3 separate regions of the Homo sapiens genome follow, and regions 1 and 2 are each linked to region 3. A link is a loop called in an ENCODE intact Hi-C map of the cell type or tissue named here. Cell type or tissue: heart right ventricle. All regions are shown on one strand.

The links. Hi-C counts contacts between places; a loop is a spot of excess contacts. Peaks named below come from ENCODE experiments on the same cell type or tissue, not always from the same donor. Only the 100,000 strongest peaks of a DNase experiment are listed, where the experiment ranks them.
Region 1: it touches region 3 in a loop (4-fold over the local background); 48 of 110 quality-filtered maps call a loop at or near these places.
Region 2: it touches region 3 in a loop (2.2-fold over the local background); 10 of 110 quality-filtered maps call a loop at or near these places.

The regions. Positions count from the first base shown.
Region 1 is chr14:95,096,815-95,101,814 of GRCh38, reverse strand. It overlaps DICER1 (dicer 1, ribonuclease III), which reads left to right. Exons shown (of 27, transcript NM_177438.3): 22 at 1,880-2,035. Among named protein-coding and RNA genes, the nearest start is that of MIR3173, 39 kb to the left of the region's middle. In heart right ventricle, CTCF peaks have their summits at 2,433 and 2,633 (motif pointing right); a DNase peak (open chromatin) is centred at 2,654.
Region 2 is chr14:95,183,147-95,188,146 of GRCh38, reverse strand. It overlaps CLMN (calmin), which reads left to right. Exons shown (of 13, transcript NM_024734.4): 13 at 1-5,000. Among named protein-coding and RNA genes, the nearest start is that of DICER1-AS1, 28 kb to the right of the region's middle. In heart right ventricle, no CTCF peak of the experiment used is centred here; DNase peaks (open chromatin) are centred at 1,766, 2,123, 2,576 and 3,596; H3K4me3 peaks cover 381 bases; H3K27ac peaks cover 4,767 bases; H3K27me3 peaks cover 725 bases.
Region 3 is chr14:95,429,645-95,434,644 of GRCh38, reverse strand. It overlaps SYNE3 (spectrin repeat containing nuclear envelope family member 3), which reads left to right. Exons shown (of 18, transcript NM_152592.6): 16 at 1,236-1,385; 17 at 2,528-2,566. Among named protein-coding and RNA genes, the nearest start is that of SYNE3-AS1, 84 kb to the left of the region's middle. RefSeq lists an enhancer at 3,032-3,171. In heart right ventricle, CTCF peaks have their summits at 2,248 (motif pointing right), 3,046 and 3,246; DNase peaks (open chromatin) are centred at 2,285, 2,669 and 3,257; H3K27ac peaks cover 358 bases.

The DNA of each region.
Region 1 (5,000 bases), 330 kb after region 3:
AAAGAGACAACACATCCCTGTTTTGCAGATGAGGGGACTCACACTTAGAGAGTCGAATGGGCTCCTGTCAGGTCACCTAACTGTTCATCTGGGAGAGTCAGGAGTGTGTCCAAGGCCTCCCAGGATGATCTTGAGGTGGACTGGAGGCGCAGTCATAACAACCACGTAAACTGGCAACTTGGGGGCAGTGGCAGTAGCAGGGAGGTAGGGAGAAATGTGGGAAGTCCATGTTAGAGTTGAGATTTTAGACCTCATGGAATATGAAGTGGAAATGTTCAGATAATTGAGGCTGTAGGATTCAGATACGGTTTTGTAGAGTAGTCGCCATACGGAAGCTCTGAGAATGGATGAGATTTCCAAGAGGTGGTTGCAGGAAGAAAGTATCAGAGGCTTGGACAAGTGTGGCATAGGCAATAGGATAGGATACTCTGTTAGACAAGACAGAGGTGACTTTCTATTACAAAACTCGTCCATTTGTCTGCTCAGAAACCTTCTACTCCTTATTTCTGCAGAAAGAATGATCACTCCCTCAGCCTGCTGTTCAGGCCCTTTCAGCCCTGATGCGTTTTGGATCCTAAGCAGGTGGAAGCCCCTTGCAGCTCATTGGACAGACTCCACGCTCAGACCCCCAGCCTTGGGGCCCTTGCTCTGTCCTTCCTTCTGCAGAGGGCTTGCCTCCATCTCTACCTGTCCAGAATTTTGCCCCATATTTGAGACCTTACGTAGCTCTTTCTTCATCCTGCCCACCATTTCTGTCAACTTGGAATGTGATTTCCCTCCCATGAGTCCACGTTGTACTTTATCCTCTTCTTGGCGCTTGTGATGCTTTGTTCTCTTAGCTTGGAAAGGGAAGCTAGCATTTATTTCAGCCTGCTACGTTTCAGGCAGAGAGGGAGAGTACTTTTGGCTATAGTGGTCACACGTACCCTCCTTTTCCCTGCTAGCCTGTGTGTCACGAGGACTGCCCCTCTGTCCTGCTGCCATCGTTCCCTCAGGGTTGCCCAATCGAGTGCCTCTCATATGGGGGGTGTCTATTAAACAATAGTTGAGTTACATGGGAAGAGGGCTAATGAAGTACTTAATAATAAGGAACCGAGCTTTATGAAAATGAAAATGGGATTGACAATTCTAGACCCTAGTTTCCAAGTACTAACTTGACAGAAATGCAATGATGTGAGAAATTAAGAAGGAGATAGAGGCATTAGGAAAAACAGACCGGAGTAGAGGGTAAGATAGTAAAGCTGTTCCATTAATGTGAATAAACAGAAACCTTTTGGTTCATTTTTTTTAAGTTGAATAAAAGTGTCTTGAAATGGCTGTAAAACAAAGGAATAATATTTGAGAGAGCATTACAGTTGAAATCCCGTTTGTGGCTTCGATTCTAGGAATATAACATTGTTTCAGTTTTGTTCGGTGCCAGTTTTCACTTTGCAGCTAGAGCTGATGGCATCCTCCCCCCATTTCATTGAAAATATTGTGACATCTTGACTTTTTCTATGGGTTCTTTTCTACTTTGGTAATTCCAGTTAGCAGTTTGCATTTTATATCATCAGGTTGTATTTTCAAGGCTTTGATATTGTCTGAAGTGTTTCTTCTCAGTCATTCATAAGGAGTATGCATAGTTATATACATTATTTTTTCTGCTCTGCATCTTATATTCAGAAATATTTACACCAAAAAAGCATAGAATATGTGGGAATTTAATATTCTTTTTATAACATGAATGGGTAGAAAAACTGTAGAGCCCTTATAATTAATTGATGACATATAATTAATTGATTAATTTTAAGAACATTTAACTGAGGATATGTTAATATGCCTTGAATGAATTCCAGCAGTGATCATTTATGGATAAGTATCCTAATATTTTCTGCTAAAGGTCAGCAACTGTAATCTGTATCGCCTTGGAAAAAAGAAGGGACTACCCAGCCGCATGGTGGTGTCAATATTTGATCCCCCTGTGAATTGGCTTCCTCCTGGTTATGTAGTAAATCAAGACAAAAGCAACACAGATAAATGGGAAAAAGATGAAATGGTAAGTTTGTGTGTGTGTGTGTGTGTGTGTGTGTGTGTGTGTGTGTGTAACTGGAGGGATTTACTTTTCGGTGAGCCAAATAATTTGTTTTATTAATTTTTTGTTTCATTTTCTTGGTATGTTTATAATAGAGTAGATATTTGATATATTTAATTAATTCCTTTAATTACACTGTCTTTTCACTGAATTCAGAAATAGTATTATAATTTTGATGGAGGCAAATTTCTATTTTTATTATTTCTTTTCCAAAGGCATAAGAGTATGTGATGTTTTGACTTTGAGTTTTGCTCTTCTTTAAAAAAATTTCACTTTGCTGTTATTACAATTTATCCTAGATCCTTAGCTCTGTTCAGTGAAATGACTTTTCAGTGACCTGTGATCTCCAGTCTGTCTGTGAAATAATTAATTTCAGTAAAATCTTGCTTTTGTAGCTCAGGGTTTTCCCAGTCAGGACTCCTGTGAACTTAAAAAAAAAAAATCATCCATAAAGATTGTTATTTTCTGGAAATAATTTAAATCTTGCCAGTGACTTAAGAAGACTCCAAATATCAGCAACAGCCACTTCATTTTGTCTTGTCTTGAAGGCCACCAGAGGGCACTTGGGAGGGCCTCCAAACTGCAGGAACCAGCGCAGTGGTGGTTGACTGGGAGAGTTCTAGTGCCTCTTCCGAAGTTAAAGGCAATGCTTCAGACAGTTTCATTTCTTGGAGATTTATTTTGCATTAAAAATAAATTGGCTCATTGTTACTTCATTTTTACCTCAGGCCAACAATGATAATACCGTTTTTTTCTTTCAAAGGTTATATTTTTAAATATCCATTTTCTCCATGTCTTCTTTGTGATGCATGTATCCTATATATCTGCCTTTAAGTATTTCCAGGTAGCATGTTCAGTGACACTATTTGGATTTTTACCTATTTATTGAGGATGTTTTTAACTCATGTAGTATTTGTCTTATTACAGAATTAGAACTTATTTGGAAAAGCATTAAGGGAATATTTTAATGCAAGTTAGGTCCGAACAATTATTTGTTATTAATTTAGAAATATGTAGAACCTTAGAGGAAAATGTATAGATTTTCAACTTTAGAAATGGTATGGTATTTCTATGAATAACATTCCAGTAACAGTCATCCTCCTTTGTTAATACCGTTTCATAATGTTTTTGGCTCTTTTTAAAAACTTGTAGCATGAAGGTGACATTGGCATGTCATTGATTTTTTTTTTAAGATACAACACAAAGTTCAATTTATTTTTCTTAATGTTTCTGATGGCACTTTGGTTATTGGAATTCATTAGAAATACTGTTCAGATTTTTATTTAGTAAGTTACTTTTATTGAAATATAGGCCCTTGCATTATATTGAAAAGATACACTGTGGTTTTGGCTGGTTGCATTGCCATTCTCCCTACCTTGCTCTGGCCCTTCAGCAAATGGGCTTAAGTGGAAACCTTTGCATGCTAAAACGCCTCTTAATAGACGAGAGTATCAAAGTTGACTTGAATGATATAGAAAAGGATTTCATGTGGCTGTTTTTTCTTAAAAGGCTTGAAGTGCTCTTGAAAAACATTTTATGAGACAGAACCCCACTCTTTTGTAGATGAAGCATCTGAAACCCAGAGGCACTAAAAGGCTTTGCCCAGGATCACACAGTTTGTGATAAAAGTCAGCCCTTTGTGATTTTTGTGCTCTGCCACTTTTGGCTTATGGTGGCACCTTTCTAAAGATACAGAAGGTTTTTTTCAATAAAAAAAAAATATTGTCTGATTTTTTAAAAATCGCAGTTTGGCCCTCTTTTTCTTAAGGACCAATCAAAAACATCTTCATGTTGCCTTGGAAAGTCTAAGATTGTTAGCAGGAAATGTTCCTTGAGGTCTGCCGCTACAGTTGCTTTTGGTGTTCCTTATTCTTGAAAAGGTGTTTCTTTCTTAATTAAAAAAATGAAAAGATAAATAGTTAGAGATATGGCTTGGCTTACTGCTATTTCTTTTCAGACAAATGTAGTGTTTATATCTTGAGTCTAGTTTAAAATATTTGTAGTATTTAAAAAATGCTTGAAGGTTGCAACTTTTTTTTGTCAGAACACTGGAAAGTTGTTACAATCAACATTGATGCACACCCTTCGTCTTCCCCCTTCACAAGTTTTTTGGTTTTTTAAAAACTTGCATAACAGAAATTTGGCATCTTTCTAGGATTGCAAAGAAGTTACATCATTACTGAAATCTAGCCCATTATTAAGGTTGTCACTCACAAATAAGCTTTTGCCAAAGAAATTGGAATTAGCAAAGATCTTTTGACAGAAATTGGATTGTTGTGTTTCATGTTAGTCTAAATTTTCTTCCATTTTTGTCAGTTATGCTATAATCTGTTCCCCTGATTACCGTAGTTCAGAGTGGAGGGAAAAAACGTAACTTCTCAAATTCATAGCTTAGTGCAGTGATCACTTTTATTTTTTAAGGAAAGCAGTGTAGTTTTTTTGTGGCAAGTATACTTTGAAGTGGAAATAGGGACAAAAAGCTTTATTATAAAATCCTATTGTACATTTTAAAAAATGATTTTATCTGTTTTTATATTATATTCTTAATTGCAAAGGTAATGCTTTTCTACATCTGGAATTTCGTTTTATTAGTTTGAAAATCTTTTTGAAAATCAAATTACCACATTTTCAAATTTTGTCAGCAAAATTGAAGATCTGTGTGATCAGCATATGAGTGCTTTCATTGTGTGTCCTACCAGAGTTAGACGACTTAGTTGAAGTTTTGCATTGTGGACATTAATTTTAACTTTATATCCATGTTCAAAGTCCTTAACTTAAAGCTTCATACTGGATAAAGGTCATTTTATAACTTAGAAAACGAACATTCAAAGAACATGTTTTACTTTGTTTATATGATTAAATAACTTATTTTATGTTAATTGAAAACAAATGGCCATGATTTTAAAGTTGCCTTTTAGTATTTGTGGTT
Region 2 (5,000 bases), 250 kb after region 3:
GTGCCAACTGGTGAGCTTTTCCACTAGGGTCACCAGGTGGGCACCTGGACTCATCATTGGAGAACACTGCCTGTCAGTATTTGCACGTGTTTTCTCTGGGGCTCATTCTGTTTCTTGAGAGATATTCCCACTACTCTCCTTCCTGGGAAACGGGCATACACAGGGCTTTTAGCCTATGCTGAGTACTCATGTGGTTTCAAAAATGGTGTCCCATCTGGGCAGAAGTCCCCATGAGCACTTGGCTTGACTGGCAAAGGACACCTTTTGCCCCTTCCTCCAGACATACCCAGCTCTGAGCTTGGACAATGCTCGAGGAACAATGAAAAGGCTAGATTTTAACTCCTAATTGCCCTCTTTAGCCAAGTGCCTCTGTGCAATGCACAACTGTAGGACCATATCCAGAGACCCTGGTCTATACTCAGTGTGCCCGAGTCCTGACCGCTGAGCAGGCAGCCTCATCACCCGTGAGTATTTAGACTTTCATTAAGTTGCTTCAACCTTTGCTGTGCCTGGTGTCCCTGAGTTGGAGCTGCTCTGATTTCTCCATGGAGTAGGAGCACAGTGGTCATCTGGCTGCATGGGAAGGACAGGGGACCTCAGAGCCAATAAATGCCCTGGTCTTCAGCCCCATGTCTCACCCCATCCCTCCTATTCCAATCCCCAAGCCTCTCCTGGAGGCCACAGGGCATCTCTGCTGACCACTCTGTGGCCTCCCCTCTGCAGGCATGTGGTTTTAGGATCCCCCTCCCTGCTCACTTTTCCATCAGTTCCATTCCTGCATAAATAGGTTGCTAGCTCTTGCTTACTGTTCTCTTCTGTATTCTGTGTTCATGGTTGTATTAATATAACTTTCATTCCTCTGCTCCTATTTTCATGGGGTTTCATGAGGGAAGAAACAGGCTCATGTGTTCAGTATACCATCTTGATCCATAAACCCCATTTGAGTTATCTCACAGGTTGCTTAGGGGGCTTGCTGCTCTGACTGGTTTGTGAACGTGCCCTGAGTCCAGCTGGGACTGCAGCAACATCCATCCTGTTGAGCTGTGGTCTGCTAAGTGATTTTGTGTAATGCTGTGCCAAGTGCAGGAGAGGGATACATAGCATGGCTAAGCTCTGCTTGAATGCCATGATTAGTTATTACCTTCCTTCCTTCCCCCTGGTTTTGCTGCCTATTGTCAGTAAATGATCTTAGATCTCCTGCCTCCCCAAAGATATAGTCTATGTGGTGGTCTGGGTTCTAGGTTTTCTTTACCACCCTTGCTTCACTTAAGAAACAGAAAACTGGCTAGGCACAGTAGTGGCTCACACCTATAATCCCAGCCCTTTGGGAGGCCAAGGCAGGAGGATCGCTTGAGGCCAGGAATTCAAGACCAGCCTGCACAACATAGCAAGACTCCATCTCTACAAAAAGTTAAATTTAAATTAGTGGTGGCATACACTTATAGTCCCAGCTACTCAGGAGGATGAGGCAGGAGAATTGTTTGAGCCCATGACTTTGAGGTTACTGTGAGCTATGATCCTGCTATTTTACTCCACCTGAGTGACAGAGCGAGACGCTGTCTCAAAAATAAAGAAACAAGTAGTCCACACAGGTGTTTGCCAGCAAACAAACAGCGCGGATTCTCTGTTGAACGTGGCCAACATTGCCTCGTCGAAGTTTGTATCTTGCCATAGTTGATGATCAGGTGGTCGGGGCTTCCTGGTCAGACCTGACCTTTGTGGGGAGATGTTCTCCCACCAAGGCTCAGAAGCAGGACACTCTTGCTGCCCCTCGGGCAGCCACCCAGAACATGGGCGTCTCCATTTCTGAGGTTCAGCATAGTTCCCCCCACCCTCTTCCCATGCAGTGCATGCCTGCTCTTTATCAGGATGGAACAGAGGGAAGGCAGAGGCACTGGGGGCAGCCTGTGTTGTTGATCTCTGTAAGTCACAGACTGTTCGAAAACCTCAGGAATTATGTAAGCGTTCAGTGCCTCATTTAAGAGATGAAAAACTGAAGATTAGAAAGAGGAAACGACTAGTCGCCCTGCTAGTTGATGACCTCCAGATAGCCATCTTCATTCCCAGTTAAGTTTACTACAAAACCACAGCCTCAGCTGCTGAAGCTAACCTCCCTACCCACCATCGCTAGGGACTCAGAACACCATGGAGCTCATCTCTCCAACAAAAGTCAGAATTAGCAAGTACAGATGTGTCTTACGAAAATGTCAGAATCCATCATGGCTGCTTTGGTGAGGAGCTGTTCTCCTTCCGTGGTCATGCCATTGGAAGGCAGTTGTATGACAAGAATGCTTTCACATGAGCTCCGATTTTCTTAACTCTCCAGAAGGACTTCAGAAGCCTCTGGAGTTTTGAGACACGGCCTCTCTCTCCCTTCTGCTTGGAGACACCTTCCTGGGGGTCTCCACTGCATTCCCCGCCGGTATTCCTCTGTGGAGCCTTGCGCCCTCAGGTCCCAGAAATGGGCTGTGTGGGAGCTTCCAGTCAGCCTGGTATCTCGGGACCTTCTCAGCCAGGAAATGAGACTGCACAAAGCCCTGTGAGGCCCAGCTGTGTTATTTCTCCTTCCCCGACATTGCATAATCACTGCTGACACAGCATTTGGGGAAGATTTAACGTCTTGGGCCAGCAGCTGCCATCTGGAACCATCACCACATAGCAGGTTGTTCTGTCCCATCCAACTGATGAGGGGGCTGCCCTAATGACAAGGTCCAGGACCTGGGTTGGGTGGTGGAAGGCTGGGAGCTGGAGTGGGCATTATTGTGCTTCTGTGCTGAAAATTGCTATGGCTCTTTTCCCCTAACAGCCAGCGTGGGAGAACCAAACATGAGACACAAGCATCCCCTTGAGCTCCACAGATCTTGCGCCTTGCTCTCATCAGGCATTTCCTTGGAAAACAGCAGTCAGCAGCTCATGGAAGTGAGCCCGGTGCACAGACTTTGCATGGACTTTGCACAGGTTCCATTTCCATCGTGTGCAGACACCTGTATCTTTGGGCTCCACGTGAGCACCTGCCCTCTTCACTCTGATTTTTTTTTTAAGAGACAGCATCTTACTCTGTCACCGAGGCTGGAGTACAGTGGTGTGATCACAGCTCACTGCAGCCTGAAACTCCTGGGCTCAGGCAATCCTCCTGCCTCAGCCTCCCAAGTAGCTGGTAGTACAGGTGCATGCCACCACGCCCACCTAATTTTTTTATCTTTTATAGATACAGGTCTCACTGTTGCTCAGGCTGGTCTCGAACTCCTGGCCTCAAGTGATCCTCCTGCCTTGGCCTACCAAAATGCTGGGATTATAGGCATGAACCACTGTGCCTGGCCTTCACTCTGATTTTTCTTAAGAGTCCTACAGGACCTTCAGGTCTTGTCACTTCTCTACCATTGTGTGTGAGACAGGGCATGGGGTGAGCTTGGTCAGGTGTGGGTCAAAAGCCTGGAGACTCAGAGCTGCTGGTTCCCCAAGAGCCCACAAAAGTTATCAGAGTTTCTGAGCTGAGTGTTCTGCAGTTGCCAGACCCCACAATGCTGGGAATACTGGCTTCTTTGTGTTTAGAACTTGTTCTGAGAACCTTGATGAGAACACATCAAGCAAGCAGTTCCTCCCAGCCAGGGCTGGAGCAACATGCCAAAAAACATTCTTGTCTATGGGAAAAAGACAACCAGTATTTTGTACTGTTTGACCAAGTTGTTTTTAAATATACACATGCCTCAACAATCCACGGCCTCAATCGCACTGCTAATTTGTTTAAATCCCTGACACTCAGATGTCAAGAATAGCTTCATCTAGCAGTGTTCTCTTTAAAGGAACCCTTTTTTTTGTTTTCATTTTAATCACTGCCTTCTTCTCTGGGAGGTATTGTGGGCTAGAGAAAGAAGTCAGGTTTGGGAGTCAGCCAGATTTAGATTGGAGTCCCAGCTCTGTCACCAGATCTCTGGGTGATCTTGGCAAACTAACTTCTGAGCTTCTGTGCATTATAGGCATTCAGCACATATTTGTTGGATGAAAAATACTTTTCTTGAAAGTTTATGAAGTTGTAGGATGCCCAGCAGCCCCCTTTTCTCTATTTCCTTCCTCTTGAAGCAAGCGTTGACTATACCTCTTTCCCTAACCCTTAGTGTACCATAGCTTCTTCCAACCTCTCTCCAATCCATTACTTTTTTCTGAGCTACCCTGTCTCAAATCTAACTCAGGCCTTTTTGCAAGAGGAAGTTTAAGCCATTGTTTACTCATTAACTCACTTGACCCTTAGAACAATCGTGGGAGGTGTTTATTTCGGAAAGGAAGCTAAAGCACAGGACAGAAAAATAAGGTCATAGCGTGAACTAGTAAGTAGCAGAACTGGGAACATAGGACTGTTATTTTCAAACACTCTAAACTTCACTGCAGTTGCAAATTTGCAACCAAAATGGCCGCCTTGAAAGGGTCTTTTGCAGTAAAATCTCAGTGTCCAACATCAAAGACAGTTCTTCAGGGCCTCCAATTAACTATACATCCTGCCCCCAGCTGCTCATCTCTGCACCTCTAACACGTACTTCACAGAGTAGGAAATTGGGCTTTCTCCTTCAAAAAGAAAAGTAGAGAAGGCCTGAGGGCAGTGTAATTAAAATGGAGAAGTAGAGACCACGAATTACTTGGATGAATTCATAACTGGTTGGTCTCTGAGGCAGGGATTATTATTTTTCCTGTATTTTAAGCTTAAAAGTAGTGATTTTTGCATTGTTACAAAAAACAAAATAGCAAAATATCATTTGATACTTGTATTCTGTTTGCAATAGCTACCACTTCCTTTAGCCCCAGCAAAAATCAATAGGTGTGTATTCTCTACAAGCCCATGCTGTGCCAGAATGCCAGTATTGCTAAATGTCATGCAAGGATTTAGACACTTTTTTAAAGGAAACTCTGGGAGTGCCTGTTGTCTGGAGAGTTGACATTGTCCAAAGCAGGCCAACACTGGTATGGGTATGGAGAACCCACGTCCTAGCTGTGGCTCACCTGCAGAT
Region 3 (5,000 bases):
TTCCTCCAGAGTTGATTTTATTTGCTACTGCCAGGCGAGTAGGGACCTTTCATTCTGGGACCACTAAATCCAAGTTCAAGGCTTGAGTTTCCCTGGTCTACTAAGATGACTTTGAACTGGGCTGCAAGTCTACACAAGGTCCAGGTTTACTTCTGGTTCATTTTTAATAGGGTGAAGGCTTTAGGAGCTCAGCAAAAGGGTGAATGAACCCTATCAGAATCTCTACCTCTGCAGGCCCCAGACTTTGGCCTTTGTCTCCCCAGCCCAGTGAGGCTGCCAAAAGCAAAGATGTTTTACAGCTATTCCTTCCAAATTGGCAAATGTTCTGTGGGCAAAAGCAGATCTGAACACAGCACTGACTGCCCTGGGTTTTCATTCTTTCCCAAGTTGTGGCCCGGTGTGCCTCACATTCTTTTGTTAATACTTTTATGCCTTTAAAATGCTTTAAATATTTTGTCCTTAGTGGGAGGTTTGGTCCCAATTATCTAGTTGGCCATTACCTGGAAATCTTCCTTGCCTGCCTCTCCTGTCTCATATCTGGCTACTCCTCTCATTCCCCCCACCGCACCACCACCCAACTCCAGCCATATCAGAAATGACTTTCCGTTCCTCAAGTTAAACCCCCTTGCTTTTTGTACAGCATACATTCCTGTGGGCTCTGAGAAGCTAAGCAAGGTGTCCCATATTACATGCTAGTAGAATGGGGCAGAGCCAGGATCCAAAGCCAGGATTTAAAACTGGGCTCCCGGATTTATAGCCCCGCTCCTACTGCCCCATCACACCACCTCTCAGGAGTCCTGAGAATAAAAGTTTCCATCCCAAGGGAACACAGTACTTCTATTTCCTGAGAAAAATCTGCACATTAAAACACCATTCTGCCAGGCTCAAAATGCTAACAGAAAGACATGTTCACAATGACAGCTTTTAGAATGATGCGAACTCTAGTCAAGCCCTCTGGAGGACTTGGTCCTGGAATGTCATATTTGGAAGTGACCACTGGAGGTCTGCAGCCCAGCTGCCCGTTCCATGCAGGAGGCCATCCTGTAGCATTCCTGAGAGCAAGGGCTAGGCCTTGGCTTGAATTGCACAGATGGGAGTCCCACTTTATGGATTCTGTCTGCCTCCTCCCTGCCTACCTGTCTGTCAAGTGAAATTTGATGGACCCATCCTTACCATTCAGGTGGGGCTGTCTGGGCCATTTGGAAGCCGCACCATGACGCTGCTGTTTCCCCCAGGAGCTGGAGGCTCGGGTGCCAGAAGGTCAGCATCTCTTTGAGAACCTCCTTCGTCTCGGGCCAGCAAGGGGGACCTCGGATGAGCTGGAAGATCTGCGCTACCAGTGGATGCTGTACAAGTCCAAGCTGAAGGACTCTGGCCACCTGCTGGTAGGTGCCAAGGATGTGCAGGTCCCAGATTCCAGGGACAGGACTATAGCTGGGCCGTATTTGCCTGGGGATACAGTGCTAAGCCTGCATCCACCCTGCCCTGTGCATTCACACACCAGACAGTGGTGACCACTCAGGCAGAGGACAGGGACACTCATGGGTTCTGGGCACTTAGGTGACGCCATTTGGCCATCCAACCACCTCATGAGGCTGAAGTCCCAGTCAGGACAGCAGTGACCTCATAATTAATGTGTAAGGAGTGCTTCCTATCTCCCAAGCCGAGGGCCCTGTGTGCACCGTCCCATTCAGTCTGTACGGTTCCCCTCTGCTCAAGTCATTGTATCTCCAGACTGCAGAGGGGAGCTGAGACTCCAAGCAGTGAAAAACCTTGCCCGAGGCCGCGTGGGTGGTCAGTGGCAGAGCCAGCCTGCAGACACACCCGTGTGTTGTAGGCGTGACCTGGGGAAGCACTGGAGTGGCATCAGGAGCCCTGGGGTCCAGCCCCATGTCTCTAACTTGCCCTGTGTCTTAGTTGAGCAAGCACCTTCCTTTTCGGGGGCCCCTGTGTCTCCTCACACCAAATAATAATAATAATAATAATAATAATAATAATAATAATAATAATAGCAAAACTAGTAATGATCATAACCTTTGCTCAATGCTATGTCCTTATAACAGCCCTTTAAAGGAGGTGCTGTTATATGCCCTGTGAACCAATGAGGAAACTGAGGCACGGACATTAAGTTTCCTAGGTCCCTAAGTCTGAGGAGGGTGGTGAGCTGGCCCTTAAGGGCCCTTTCAGCCTCAGACCCCAGCCCCAAGCTGGGCGCCCCAGGCTTTCCTGGCCCGGGAGCAGCCGAGACGGCCACTAGGTGTCAGCCCAGCCCAAGCCAGGTTGGCCATGGCCCCCGCCGGCCTTGGCCACGGCCTTTCCAGACAGAATCCCAGCTGGGCCTGAAGTGTGTTAAAAAGCTCATTAAATCGAATCATCTGCTGGCTCAGGCTGTCCAGATGACCAGAAGTTTTAAAGAAACACTCCCCTGACAAAACGAATATTCCATTACAGGCTCTGTTGGGATTTAAGTTTCACTCACTTAACTTATTTTTTTCCCCCCTTTTCCTCTCCTTCCCTAAAATAACAGACACAAAGTTCTCCAGGGGAGCCGACTGGATTCCAAAAGGTACAGTGTCTGCCATCTGCTCCACACGGCTAGCAGGCAGGGTGCCTGGAGGGTTGGTGGGCCCGTGACACTGGGGCAAGACTCGTGGGCTTTCTGGAAGGTTCCAGGAAGACCAAAGAACATTTATGGGGGATCAACTCTGGGCTGCGCTGTGCTGGGCCCCAGGATTCTTGATTTCAAGAAGCCCCAGGCTTGGGGGGAGGCTGGCAGGGTGTGCAGAGTCCTCCGCTGGGACAGGCACATAGCAGAGAGGGGATCTTGGAGTTCACCCTCCTAAATCAGGACACGCTGGGGAGTGGACAAAGATGCTACCAATGATTATGCTGTGACAGCAGGTGTGAACCGGGACTGTCCCAGGAAACCTGGGTTGTTGCGGGCAAACTGGACGGTGTGGCCACCCTGGTGATGGAGAGTCTATGGGGCTCGGTAGGGACAGGAGAGGGAGGGATTGTGCCTTTGAGTTCTACTAGGCAGGTGTTTCCACTTACCCTACTGAGCCGTGCTCAGAGTCACTCCCAGGGTCTTTGCAGGCTGAAGCAATAACAATAACAGCAGTAATAACGACAACAATGAGTAATAGGTATGATTATTACTCGAGATGCTATGTATTGGCCATCCACTGTGTGTGCCAGGAACTGTGCTAAGTTGTGGTTAGGGCCTCTCCTGTAACTCTCCCAGTGACACCTAGGAGGCAGTATAATCTCAACTTTCAGCGCGAGGAAACAGAAGGGGCAAGCCTGAAGTGACTTGTTCAAGGAAGGCCTCAGCCCCTCAGTGGTCTCTGGCCTCTGAATCCAAAACTCATGTTGTTAAACTTCCACGTTGTGACTTGGAGAAGACTTCCCTGGGGCCTGGGGTGTCTCCCCATTTCTGGAAAAGCCAAGTGTAAATCGGTGTCTCCTAGTGCCACTGTTTCCAAGGGAATGAATGCTGTGTTTTCCTGCTAGGCATTGGCCCGTAATGACACGAGCCTCCTCCGGCATGCTCTGATCCAAGGAGCTCTGAGTTCCTTGAGATCTCTCATTCTTTGGAATCTGTGTTTCCTAGAAATCTGTGATTTCTTCTTGGCCTCTGGCTGGTGTCATAAGTAACATCTATAGGAGAGTGGGTAACCAATGGACTGGGCAGGGCAGTCACAAAATCAAGGCTGGGCTCTGGGCCCAATACCAACTGGCTTTGTGGCTTCGAGGGAGTTGTTTGGCCCCTTGGGGTTCACTTTCCCCATCTATAAAATGGAGCTTTTTTTTTTTTTTCCTTTGAGACAGAGTCTCCTGTCACACAGGCTGGAGTGCAATGGCACAATCTCAGCTCACTGCAACCTCTGCCTCCCAGGTTCAAGCAATTTTCCTGCCTCAGCCTCCCAAGTAGCTGGGATTACAGGCATGCGCTACCACACCCGGCTAATTTTTGTATTTTCAGTAGAGACGGGGTTTCACCATGTTGGCCAGGCTAGTCTCAAACTCCTGACCTCAGGTGATCCACCCTCTTCGGCCTCCCAAAGTGCTGGGATTACAGGCATGAGCCACTGCACCCAGCCTAAAATGGAACTATTAATGGCAACCTTATTTACTTCATGAACTTATTTTGAAGATCGTGTGAACTGTTGTATATGAAAGTAGAAATGCTTCTGATCACTTAAGCCCTGCCCCCAACACCCCCCAGTTTAGAATAACAAACACACTTCTCATGAGAAAGGGAAAATCATCAGGAAAGGACAGGTGCTCTACACAGGCCAGCCTGGTGGGTCCTGGTGGGAGACGGGGGACCTAGGACCTTGTGTCCAGACCGACTCTAGCTCCTGCACTTTAAGCCTCTCTCTGGTTGGAAGCCCCCACCTATGCAGCCCCTAGGCCAGGATCCATGTGGGTGTCAAGTCTGGTCCCCCTGGTGTCTAGCCATGGTGCCTAGCACATAGTAAGTGCACACTAAATGTTTTTGAGTAGTGACATTTGCTGGCTAACACCAGCCCTCCAGCACAGCCTCAGGTTCCTACAACCTGTAATTAATGTGTTACTGTGGTATGTTCACAGCCATAGCGTTCATTGCTGTCTCTACCCTCCCTCCCTCCCTCCCTTCTTTCCTTCCTTCCTTCCTTCCTTCCTTCCTTCCTTAGTTCTGACTGTGCCAAGATCAGTGAACAGAAGAGCAGTGACCTGTCCTGTAGACTGTACATCCTGCTTGGGTGGAGAGAGGGGGATGGGACCAGAGCGCACATGTCCAGCTGATGTTGCTCAGTAGCACAGTGGGAATCTCTGGGTCAGAGAGCTCTGAAGGTCACACCACTTGTGATCCATGTAGCCCTGAGGTGTATCTTGTCTATGACCAGAAGACGTTGGGCACAGCTTGGTGGGGTATGCAAAGACGGAAAGCCCTAAATGACTAAAGAATCTGCTTACTTGGGCTATGTTTAAAACAATTGGATGTGTAAAAATCT